Regions from separate parts of the Homo sapiens genome. Here region 1 is linked to region 2. A link is an interaction called in ENCODE POLR2A ChIA-PET data of the cell type or tissue named here. Cell type or tissue: GM12878. All regions are shown on one strand. Each heading gives the region's core, and the rest is flanking DNA. Links, peaks and the distances in the headings are about the cores only.

Region 1 (5,389 bases), core at 74-5,073, 670 kb before region 2:
GTTAGTATGACGTGTTTAGAAAACTGTTTAGGACAGGAAGCAGGCATTAGGAACTCTCACACATATCTAGACATTCAGAATTTTTTTTTTTTTTTTTGACATGGAGTCTCGTTCTGTTGCCTAGGCTGGAGTGCAGTGGTATGATCTTGGCTCACTGCAACCTCTACCTCCCGGGTTCAAACGATTCTCCTGCCTCAACCTCCTGAGTAGCTGGGATTATAGGCGCACACCACCACTCCCGGTTAATTTCTGAATTTTATTAGGGGCGGGGTTTCTCCATGTTGGTCAGGCTGGTTTCAAACTCCTGACCTTGTGATCTGCCTGCCTTGGCCTCCCAAAATGCTGGAATTACAGGTGTGAGCCACTGCGCCCGGCCCAGAATTGTTTATATCAGCAAAACAATTTTTAAGAAAACATGACCTGAGTATGTATCACTGTTAGAGATCATGGAAACTTTGTATTTCTTCTAAAATATTTTAATAGACAAGAGCCAGATAGTACAAGCTTCAAGTGACTTTAGTACATCTGCACTAATCAAGATTGTATGAATAAGCATACTCAGTGTAATTAAGTAAGTGAATTCATCCAATATATCACAAACTCCTGAACATAGTGAATTAAAGACCATGAATATAAGACAATACCACTTATAACAACAGTAATACTAGTAACAACTACAACCACCACCACACAACTTACATTTATTGTGAATCAGGAAAGTGCTTTAAATGAATTATATTATTTAATCCTACAACAATCCTGTGAATTCACTATTATAACTTCCAACTCCACAGATACCAAAAAGAGAGCATTAATTATGTGCACAGTTACACAATTAACAAGTATCATTTATTCAGTATTTACTGAGTGTACCCACCAGAGATCTGCACTGTTCTAGGTAGTGAAGAATTAGCAATGAGTAAAACAAAGTCCCTGCCTTCATAGAAGGACCCCACCTTTTATGAGAGAGACAGACAACAAATAAACATGGAAACATAATAAGTCAGCTGGTAATTAGAATTATGTAGAACAGTAAAGCCCAGTAAGTAGACAACAGAGTGCTAGCATAAGATGCTGTGATAGGCAATGTCACTTTTTTAAGCAGGGCAGTAAGGGGAGACCTCTCTGATAAGGTGATGTTTTAGCAGATACCTGGAGGGAGAGAGAGATTTGTAGAAAGAGTGTTCCTCTGCTTGGAATACGGGAGAAGAATGGTCTAGGAGGCCATGTATTTGGAGTGGGTGAGGAGGAGCATGGTTGGAGTTCGAACCCAGATTTATCTGACTGCGGAGTCCATAAACCACTACACCAATCTGATGGGGCAACCACAACGTTACCTAACTTACTGTGATTTTAGAGATGAATTAGCCAGATACATATTCTCATGGAAAAGAGGAGGGTAGTGACATTCTACTCTGAAAGTTCTGGGTTGCGTTGAGACTTATGTGAGAAATCCCTGTGTTTTGTGGAGAGATATTGTTGAGACTAGAGAACAATTATGAAGCATAAGTTTGGGAAACTGGGATTGTAACTCCCATGCTCAGAATTCTTCCATGGTTCTTCAATTGCCTGCAGAGCTTTAGAGAAATTAAGTAACTTTCTGAAAGCCTCATAGCAAACAGACCTCCTTTTGAATTATGATAAAGACTGTATTCATAACTGCTGAGCTATGCTGTTCTTCTCAAAGTGTGAAATCAATCACATGCTCCTTGGCTTCCTGTCACCTACATATCAAAGTTGACATGACTTGGCAAGGAATGCAGAACCCCCAGAGTGTGGCTGCACCTTCTTTTATGCTCTCCTTCCACTGCCCCTCCCCGTGCACCTTGGCATGCAACAGAACAGTGCTCCTCAGGGTCATGTTCCTAGGATTTTTTGCATTCTGAAATGTCCTTCTTTCTCTTGTTTTGTAACCAAGATTTTATATCTTTCTTGAAGGCTTTTTTTTTTTTTTTTTGCCATTTTCCTTCCCAGATTGAGTTTTAACTTCTTCCCAGGCTGCTTTTAGAGCTTATGTATCTTTGTACTTGCTCATCATTTCCAGTAGAAATCATTCCTTCAGTCCCTATCCTCCCAGCTAGGATTATGCTTGCATAAACACCTATGCAAGCATTGACCATGGCTTTTATTACCACACTTTTTTAGTAATTTATTTGCTTTTGTATCTGCCTTGTCTTCTAAACTATGCCATTCAAAGCTTTTTAAAAATCTGTATCCCAACCAAATACAGGGCTTGGCATGTAGTTTACCTGCTTACTTAAATTAAACTTAAGAATATTAGATGCAGAGTTATAATGATGACAGATTTGATCAGATTAAAACAAGTGGAGTATGTTGAGCAGTAATATTAGTTCATTATGGAAAGATACATGATAATAAAAACTATTCAATGAAAGATTATAATGTGTCAGGCATTAAACTCAGTGTAAAAATACATCATTCTATTATTCAATATCCAATTCAAATTTGGAAGATATGTCTTATTAGGTATAACTTTAAAACTAAATTAAAATCTTAATAGATGTAACTTTAAAACTAAATTAAAAATGTATTTATTTTTGAACTATTACTAAGTGGATAGTAGGAGAGTGAGTAGGGCTTTAATTGGAGGAAAAAGTCTTTAGAAAGGGACAGAAGTCATCCTTGTTTCTTTGTATTCAGTTTTTAAAACGTTACTACAAATGTGTATACTTGGCTACATGGCAGAGATCTTCCGGAAAGAACACTGCCCTCATTTATAATTTGGACATAGCATGTTGGGTGAGACAGAGGGCTATTGGAGAAGTGAGCCCAGATGAGACCTTGCATATAATGCAGTGCTTCGTGCTGTTATCAACGGTTAATTGTAAAGGTTTTAGTAAGTACCATCCTTCCAACCTAAGGCCCAAAGTGGGATACTTCAGGCCATGGCTACTTAGCATAATTCCTGATTTTCATTTAGTAGGAAGCCTACTAATTAGGAAGTCTGTTGAGTAATTTTTGAATGAAATGCTCATTGCTGATTGCTTTGTTTCTTGGACAAGTATTTAATCTCGAATTGATATAGTGCTTATAATCACTGATAAATCATTTTGAGACTTGCATTTAATTTTGGCTTATATAACATTTATATTACTCTAGTGATGTTGAGTTGAATTCTGAAAGATTTAAGTGCAAAATCTTTGAAAAAATTTATCACATAGTTTTCCCACACTTCTCATCACACAGTACAGCTTTTCTTCCCTTTTTTTCACTTGATTTTATTGTTTCCTTAATTTCTCAATATTTTCTGCCAATTATGTGAATTAGACATTCTTTATTTAATCCTAATACTTAGAGTCTATCAGTAGGAAAGACTACATTAATGCTCAAAAATATATTTTAAAAAGTATTTTGCTTTCAACCCTTTCCAGTATCCAGTAGAAATTTATTCTAAAGCTCTTTTTGTGATTTTCCTGCAGTGACACCACAGCCAAAGCCCTATGGGAAGCTTTACTGAACACTAAGCACAAAGAGGCAGTGATGGAAGTTCGGAGACATCTAGTGGAAGCGGCAAGCAGAGAAAACCTGCCAATCAAGATGAGTATGGGTAAGCCTAAACCTAGGACACAGGCAGCCTCTGAGGAAGCTTATTTAAACCTGTTCTGAATTGTGGGCCAAGCTAGCCAACATGGAATCTAGGCCAAAGTAGTAACGACTTTTGTATACTGTTGAAAGAATAGGGAAGGAATATGTGCACGCTGCCCTTGGGCTCAGCAATGACCACTTTTCTTAGACTCAGCTTTGGGAACTCTCTAGGAGAGTTTTTGCTTACAAAGAATAATTATTTTAGTTTCTTATTGATCTATTTTAGAACTGTCAAAATTGGTCTGGACTACCTCTCCTTAATTCTATTCCAACCCTACTCCCTTTTTTCCCCCATTCTTCCCCTATTACCCCACTTATGGTGGGTAAAAGTTCTCTTATTACTTTCGAATTAGTGACTGAAATGGTACTGAGAAAAGAATTGAGCAGTCAGACATGGTCTGGCCTAGTCCCTCACCCTTAGAGTCCTAATTGTCAAGTCACATCAGCGTTATTTCTTCTTCACCAGGAATTACATACCTAATTTTTCTATTTCTTGTTTTTTTTCACATCCATCTTTGTCTTTGGTATTAGATGAATATGATTGCAATGGAATTTAAGTTTTAAATGGCTTTTTTTCTTTTGATCAAAAAGTCAGAGAACCACAGAAGTAATGCGTTGATTTTAGAAAAAAAATTTGGCTTTTAATTTTTTTGTTTTAAAAAATATTAAATAATTTTATTGATACAGAAATATTTAAATATGGATATTGAATCTGGTTAATAGGTAGAATTTGTTTCTGGAAGTTTGCAAAATTTTATTTTTCTCTTTTAAAAATAAGGTTTCTCTCTTATAATCTGTTCTTAGGTATTCAGTAAATATTAGTACATTTTATTGGATGGGAAAATTTTTCTTTGCTGAGATTCATAGGCCAAGTTCTTGATTACACATGGGGGCAAAAATCAAACTAAGTTGAAATAGAACAAAATTTGAAAGTAGCAGAATATGGATGAATCTAGGAAGAAAAATGTTACAGGGTTATAACATGAAAAGAATATGACTTTTAGTGTATTAGGTAACTATATTTGAGGGCTGCAAGGAACATAATGATGATAAGAAAAGTGAAATAACTAACCATTATTGAGAACTTACAGTATGCTAGGTCTTTGGACTGTTTATATGTGTTATCTTATTTCATTCTTAGAGTAATTCTATGAAACAGGTACTATTAGTATCCCATTTTGCAGGTAGGGAAACTGAAACAGAAAAATAAGTTGCCCAAGGCCATATATCTGATAAGTGGTAGGACTGGAATTCAAATCCAAGAATTTTGATGCCACGTAATATGCACTTTATTTATAAAATCATCCTAATTTGTACAGCCAATGCCGGAAGTGGTTTTGAAGGGTGAGAGCTCTTTTACTAGTTTTGAATTAATAAATGAACTGTCATACTAAAAACAATTTAGCAGACAGACATGCCCTAGCCTGGTCCCTCACCCTTAGAGTGGGTCTCAAATTTGCTGCACTGAGATATCCTGGCACTTGACTATTAATTGTCTTTCCTTTCTTCCTCCTTTCTTCCTTCCTTCTGTCCCTCCATCTCCCATCCCCTTCTCTCCTTTCCTTTCCATAGCCCTAGGTACACATTAGTAACAAGTGTATTTACCTCATTGAGTGTCTTATTCTTAAGTATGTTGAAACAAGAACTAATTAATATTGTGAATCGGCCGGACGCAGTGGCTCTCGACTATAATCCTAGCACTTTGGGAGGCCGAGGCAGGCGGATCACGAGATCAAGAGACTGAGACCCTCCTGGCCAATATGGTGAAACCCTGTCTCTACTA
Region 2 (5,389 bases), core at 140-5,139:
CTTGTTCATGATTGCTTTCCCTGTTGAAGCCTGGAGAGGAGTGGGCTGTTGAAACAGGAGCCAGGGTTGTGGAATAATGGTGTTAAGATCATAGGTTCACCACTTACCTCTGCCTCATGCTAACACTTGACCTTGGCAAGTTAGTTAACCTCATTTCCTTCAGCTATGACATGGGGATAATGAGTCCCCATCAGTGATTTATTTGGCAGAGAGAGTCACATTCAGTATTGCTCAGTGGGACAGGGGCTCCGTGGTGATATGTTGCTAACTAAACAGGTCAGGCATTCGTAGCCACTCTGGGTAAGTGCCCGGTGGTTAGGTAATGTGTGACAGCCAGCAGCCAAAGTGGACATACTCAGAGACAGTTCCTGGCTGGCTGCCCAAGCCTTACATCTGTAGCTAAAGAATTACTGAAAATGTGAATGAAAATATCTCCTCTCCTGGCTTGTGGTCCAGAGCTCAGACTCAGGAACCGAATTTACATAGGTTTGAATCCCAGATCTGCTCTTATTGGCTGAGTGAGCTTGGGCAGGTTCCCTACATTTTTTTCATGTGTAGAATGGGGATATTAAGAGTAATCTGCCTTGGGGTGGCAGGCAAGATTAAATGAATATGTAGATGTGAAGTTCTCTGAATGAGTGGCACCTACTGCTAACTTTTCCCCTGCTTCCCAAGTTTATTCAGTGAGCAAATTTATCAAGTGCCTTCTATACAACCAGACATTCTACTAGGTGCTGGCAAATGAATCAGACCTAATTGCTGCCCTTATAAAGCTTATGGCATAGTACAGGGGTTGGTAAGCTTTTCTGTAAATGTCTGGACAGTAAATGCTTTAGACTTTGTGGGCCGTAGTGTCTCTATCACAGCTACGCAATTCTGCTGTTAATATTGTGAAAGTAGTTGCCATAAGTAAATGAATGATCATGGCTGTGTTGCAGTAAAACTTTATTTATGACAACAATTGGTGGGTCATATTCTGCCCATAGGCTGTAATTTGCAGACCTGTGGTCTAGTGGGAAGACAGTTGTTAAATAATTACAATTATGATGTTACAGATTGTGCTAAGGGCTGTGGAGGAACAGACAGGATTCTATGAGTGGGAAGGGTCAGGGAAGGTAGCTTTGAAGAAGTGACATTGAAACCAAATGATGAGGAGAGGCAGCCAGAGGAGGAGATGGAGGGTGCTCCAGGCTGGTCTGTGGGTTCGTATCTTTTAAAGGCATAACAGATATTCTGCAGCTTTCTTTGGATTAAAATAAATAATTTCGTTCCTCTATTTAATTCATCGCCAGTTTTCTCCTCCCCTACCCTCTCCCTGCAATAATCCAAGAGATAAGCTATGTTACCAAGAGATAAGCTACATTAATATATTAACACATTTTGTTCTGCATATGCACTTTCTTTCTCTCCCTTTTCCATTGTTTTTGTTATATTATTGTCAGTATCTATCCAAGTATTTAGTAAAGATTGCACATTATTTCATTATTAGGTGTAGAATGGTTTACTCTCTAGAACTCAAATTTGCTTTTTGGTACGGTTTTCTCTTTTAGCATTTTAAAAGTTGACATTATTTGTTTTTATTCTTTGGCTAGATAAAAGGTCCACAGTCTTTGAAGTGATTTTGAAAAAAAATCTGCTTTCCTCTTAACTACATCTCATGTCTCCTCTGACTCCCAACCTCAATTTTATGTTTTCTCTAAACAAGTTGCCAGTACTCTGTAGAGATTCCATGGAAAAGGACTTGTGTGTTCTCATTCTAGAAAATTTCAAGGGGTGCTTCAGAAGGAAGGGGGTTCTCCCAACAACTTTGTGACCTCTTCGGTTTCTTCAGTTCTTTCAGTTCTGTGGTTCCAAGGAGACTCTGCCTCCCTGAGAGTCAATATTATGTAGTAGTTAGGGGCACACACACTGGAGCCAGATTGTTCAAGTTCAAACCCAATTCCAGTACTTAGTAGCTGTGTGAACTTGAATAGTTCCCTGCCCTCTCAGTTTTCTTATCTTTAAAATAAGGCCAGTAGCAGTGTCTGCCTCATAGAGTTATTATGAAGATGAAAATGAATGAAATACAAGTAAAATCCCTAGAACAGTAACTGTACACAGTCTATGCTATTTATGAGTTCTCTATTATTATTAATTACATCAGAGGCATCGGTAGCCATAATTCCTCTGTAATCACCCTTGAATTCTGTCAGGTGTCTTCTGACTCATCCTGAGATCTTGGGCTGAGTCACTTCATTTTTGCTTCACTTTCTTCATAAGACTATAGGAATGATCTTTGTCATCAGAATTCTGGGGACACTAGTCCTTTTGAAAATAGGTCCTTTATGTGCTTTGTACTTTGAAAGTATAGTTGATAAGTAGAGTAGCCTTTTGAACGATAGATCTACAAATGTGGGTTTAGCAGCAATGTTCACCTCTTCTGTCATCCACTTTAATTTATGGTCTATAATTAATGACTTATTCTCTATGTACTTAGAAATCCTTACATGTTATCTTTGGCCTTTCTTGTGTCCCTTCCTTGTACAAACTTGAAAGAAAGGCTGCATGTCCTAGGATGCAGATAAATGAGGTGCCTTAGAAAGATCTTGGGCAAGTAAGTTTACTTCTCTGGGCCTTCGTTTTTTAATCTGTGGCATGGTCTGGCTCTTCTCCAAGGATGCTTCCTGGTCCCTGTGTTTTTGTTTTAGGCTCTTCCATATTTTGACAGTGTTCTCATTGGTTTTTCCAGACCTTTTAATGCCATTGTTTTGATTATTTCCTCCTTCTGGGCAAGGCCGTCTTCATCCTTTACCCCTCGACCAAGGAAGAAATTCTAACTTGTTTTCCTTGTAAATTGCTTCAAAACATTTCTTTCTTTATCCGTCTTATGCATTTATGAATCATCCTTCCTGGGATTTTGTTATTGTTGTTTGTGTTTTGGTAGCACCCCTTGGCAGTCATAGAATTGCTTTCAGAGGTGCTTTGAGGAGCTAACATTATAGTCTTGTTGGAACTTGTCCCAGCTCAGATGCTATTTTTAATAAAGTTGGCTGCACTGTTTTTCAAAGGTTACTACGTTTTTTACTGATGGAAATAAGAACCCTATGTTTCTTATGCTTCCCGACCCTGTGATTTACCCCCCAAGATCGGTACTTTGTTCACCATCTGGTCATATAACAATTATTTTTCAGTTCCCCTCATTGCCTTTTGTGTCTTGTGCAGGGTGCTAGCAATAGAAGTGCAATCTCTTGGGTTTGTAACATACTTTACAATTTATACAGTGCTGATAACATTCCCAGTTTTGCTTCATTCTCTCTGCTGCCCTGAGGAATAGTCAGGCTGGATATCAACAGCCCAGCCTCTCAGCCAGGAAGTTAAGGCCACAGAGAGGTAAAGTGACTGAAATCAAAGGCATTTCATAGTGGTAAAAAAAAAAAAATGGCCAAATACAGCTCTGAGGTATTTGCCGAGGGCCTTAGGCAACTGGTTTGCAGGACATTTGTTTACTAAACTTTCATTATATTTTTAAAAATTTGTTAATTTTTTTTTTTTTTTTTGAGATGGAGTTTTGCTCTTATTGCTTAGGCTGGAGTGCCGTGGCGTGATCTTGGCTCATTGCAACCTCTGTCTCCCAGGTTCAGGCAATTCCCCTGCCTCAGTCTCCTGAGTAGCTGGGACTACAGGCATGTGCCACCATGCCTGGCTAATTTTGTATTTTTTTTTTAAGTAGAGACAGAGTTTCTCCATGTTGGTCAGGCTGGTCTCGAACTCCCAACCTCAAGTGATCCGCTCACCTTGGCCTCCCAAACTGCTAGGATTACAGCCATAAGCCTGGCCTAAAATTTTAATAAAAAATAATAATTGCTCATAGTAAAAATTTGAAGAGTTAAGAAGATAATAAGAAAAGCCACTTCTTGACCTCCTCTTCTTCTAGGCCTACTCCCTGATGCTGAAGACCACTGTTATAATCTCTCAAGTCTTCTTTCAAAAATTTCCATTAAATGTAGATGTTGAATACAGTGGCCTGGTCTTGTTCACCTTGTGTCCCTCAGATGTAGAATAGAGCCAGGCACGTCGCAGGGCTCAGTGTCTGTTGATGGAATGAACCACATTTACAGTATTGTCCTATGCAACACGTTATTACTCTGTAACATGTTTTTACTTATCATTGTATCTTAGGCAAATTTTCATAGCAGTACCTGTAGGGTAACTTTACTTTTTAAATTAGCTACATGGTATTCCATCATATGAATTACTATAATTATTTACCCAATTCAAGTTACTCCCATTTTTTTTTTCCTGTTAGAAAGCTTGCTGCAGGGATATGACTACTGATTGTCCCCTCAGTATCCATTTTTCAGCCAGGCACAATGGCTCACACCAGTAATCCCAGCACTTTAGGAGGTCAAGGGGAAAGGATTGTTTGAGCCCAGGAATTTCGAGACCAGCCTGGACAACATGGCAAGACCCTGACTCTACCAAAAAAAAAAAAAAAAAAAAAAACCCAGGCATGGTAGCATATGCCTGTAGTACCAGCTACTCATGGGGCTGAGGTGGGAGGATCACTTGAGCCTGAAAGGTTGACGCTGCAGTGAACCCTGTTAGCACCACTGCACTCCAGCCTGGGCGACAGAGTGAGAACCTGTCTGAAAAAAAAAATTCACTTTTCATTTCTAGAGACATTTTACCTGGTCGTGGCTGCCCAGGTAAAGACCACCTTTGCCAAACTCCCTTGCAGCTAGGTGTGGCCATATGACTAGATTAGATTCTAGCTAGCAGGATTGTGAGCAAAAGTAATGTGTGCAGCTTCCAGGAGCATCCTAGAGGAGGATCAGTCCTTTCCCATTTTTTTTTCTGCTTCCCCCTGGCAGAAGGCATTTGGTGGTAGGAGCTAGAGTAGCCATATTGGTTCCAAAGATGGAAACTGGCTCTTGAGGATGACAGTGCAACAAGATAAAAGGACCCCGAGTCCTCAACACTGCAGAGCAGCTGTATCAGGCCCACGCTGCATCCTCTTGCATACTTACATGAGAGAAAAATAAATTTTCATCTTGTTTAATCCACACTTACATTATTTGGGTCTTTTTACAGCCTTTATCTCTTTTTCCACTTCTGTGAAAATATAGTAGAATAAAAAAAGTCAAATTGCAGGGTTGAAGGATATGGTCATTTAAAACTTTGATGCTACTGCTTAATTTATCTTTAAGCAATTATCATCATGATCTCATGAAACATTCCCCATCATGTCTGTGTTCTTTTATTATGCAAACATTTACATTTAACATATTTAAGCCCTAAGTCTGTTAAGGATGCACAAAGATTCACGTTACCAATGAAAAATGCTAGCATGTGAAGTAGGAGTTTGGTTCCAAATGTCAATATCAGTGACATTCTGTATCCATGGAAACCA

What was found. ChIA-PET counts read pairs that join two places held together with the same protein. Peaks named below come from ENCODE experiments on the same cell type or tissue, not always from the same donor. Only the 100,000 strongest peaks of a DNase experiment are listed, where the experiment ranks them.
Region 1: POLR2A ChIA-PET joins it to region 2 with 8 read pairs; 2 of 35 experiments call an interaction of 5 or more read pairs at or near these places.

What each region holds. Positions count from the first base shown.
Region 1 is chr4:53,311,815-53,317,203 of GRCh38, reverse strand. It overlaps SCFD2 (sec1 family domain containing 2), which reads left to right. Exons shown (of 9, transcript NM_152540.4): 3 at 3,441-3,568. Among named protein-coding and RNA genes, the nearest start is that of SCFD2, 52 kb to the left of the region's middle. In GM12878, for the core only: no CTCF peak of the experiment used is centred there; no DNase peak of the experiment used is centred there.
Region 2 is chr4:52,638,954-52,644,342 of GRCh38, reverse strand. All of the region lies in intron 1 of USP46 (ubiquitin specific peptidase 46), which reads left to right. Among named protein-coding and RNA genes, the nearest start is that of USP46, 18 kb to the left of the region's middle. RefSeq lists enhancers at 2,130-2,319, 2,330-2,399 and a silencer at 4,507-4,737. In GM12878, for the core only: no CTCF peak of the experiment used is centred there; DNase peaks (open chromatin) are centred at 409 and 2,242; H3K4me3 peaks cover 2,338 bases; H3K27ac peaks cover 3,586 bases.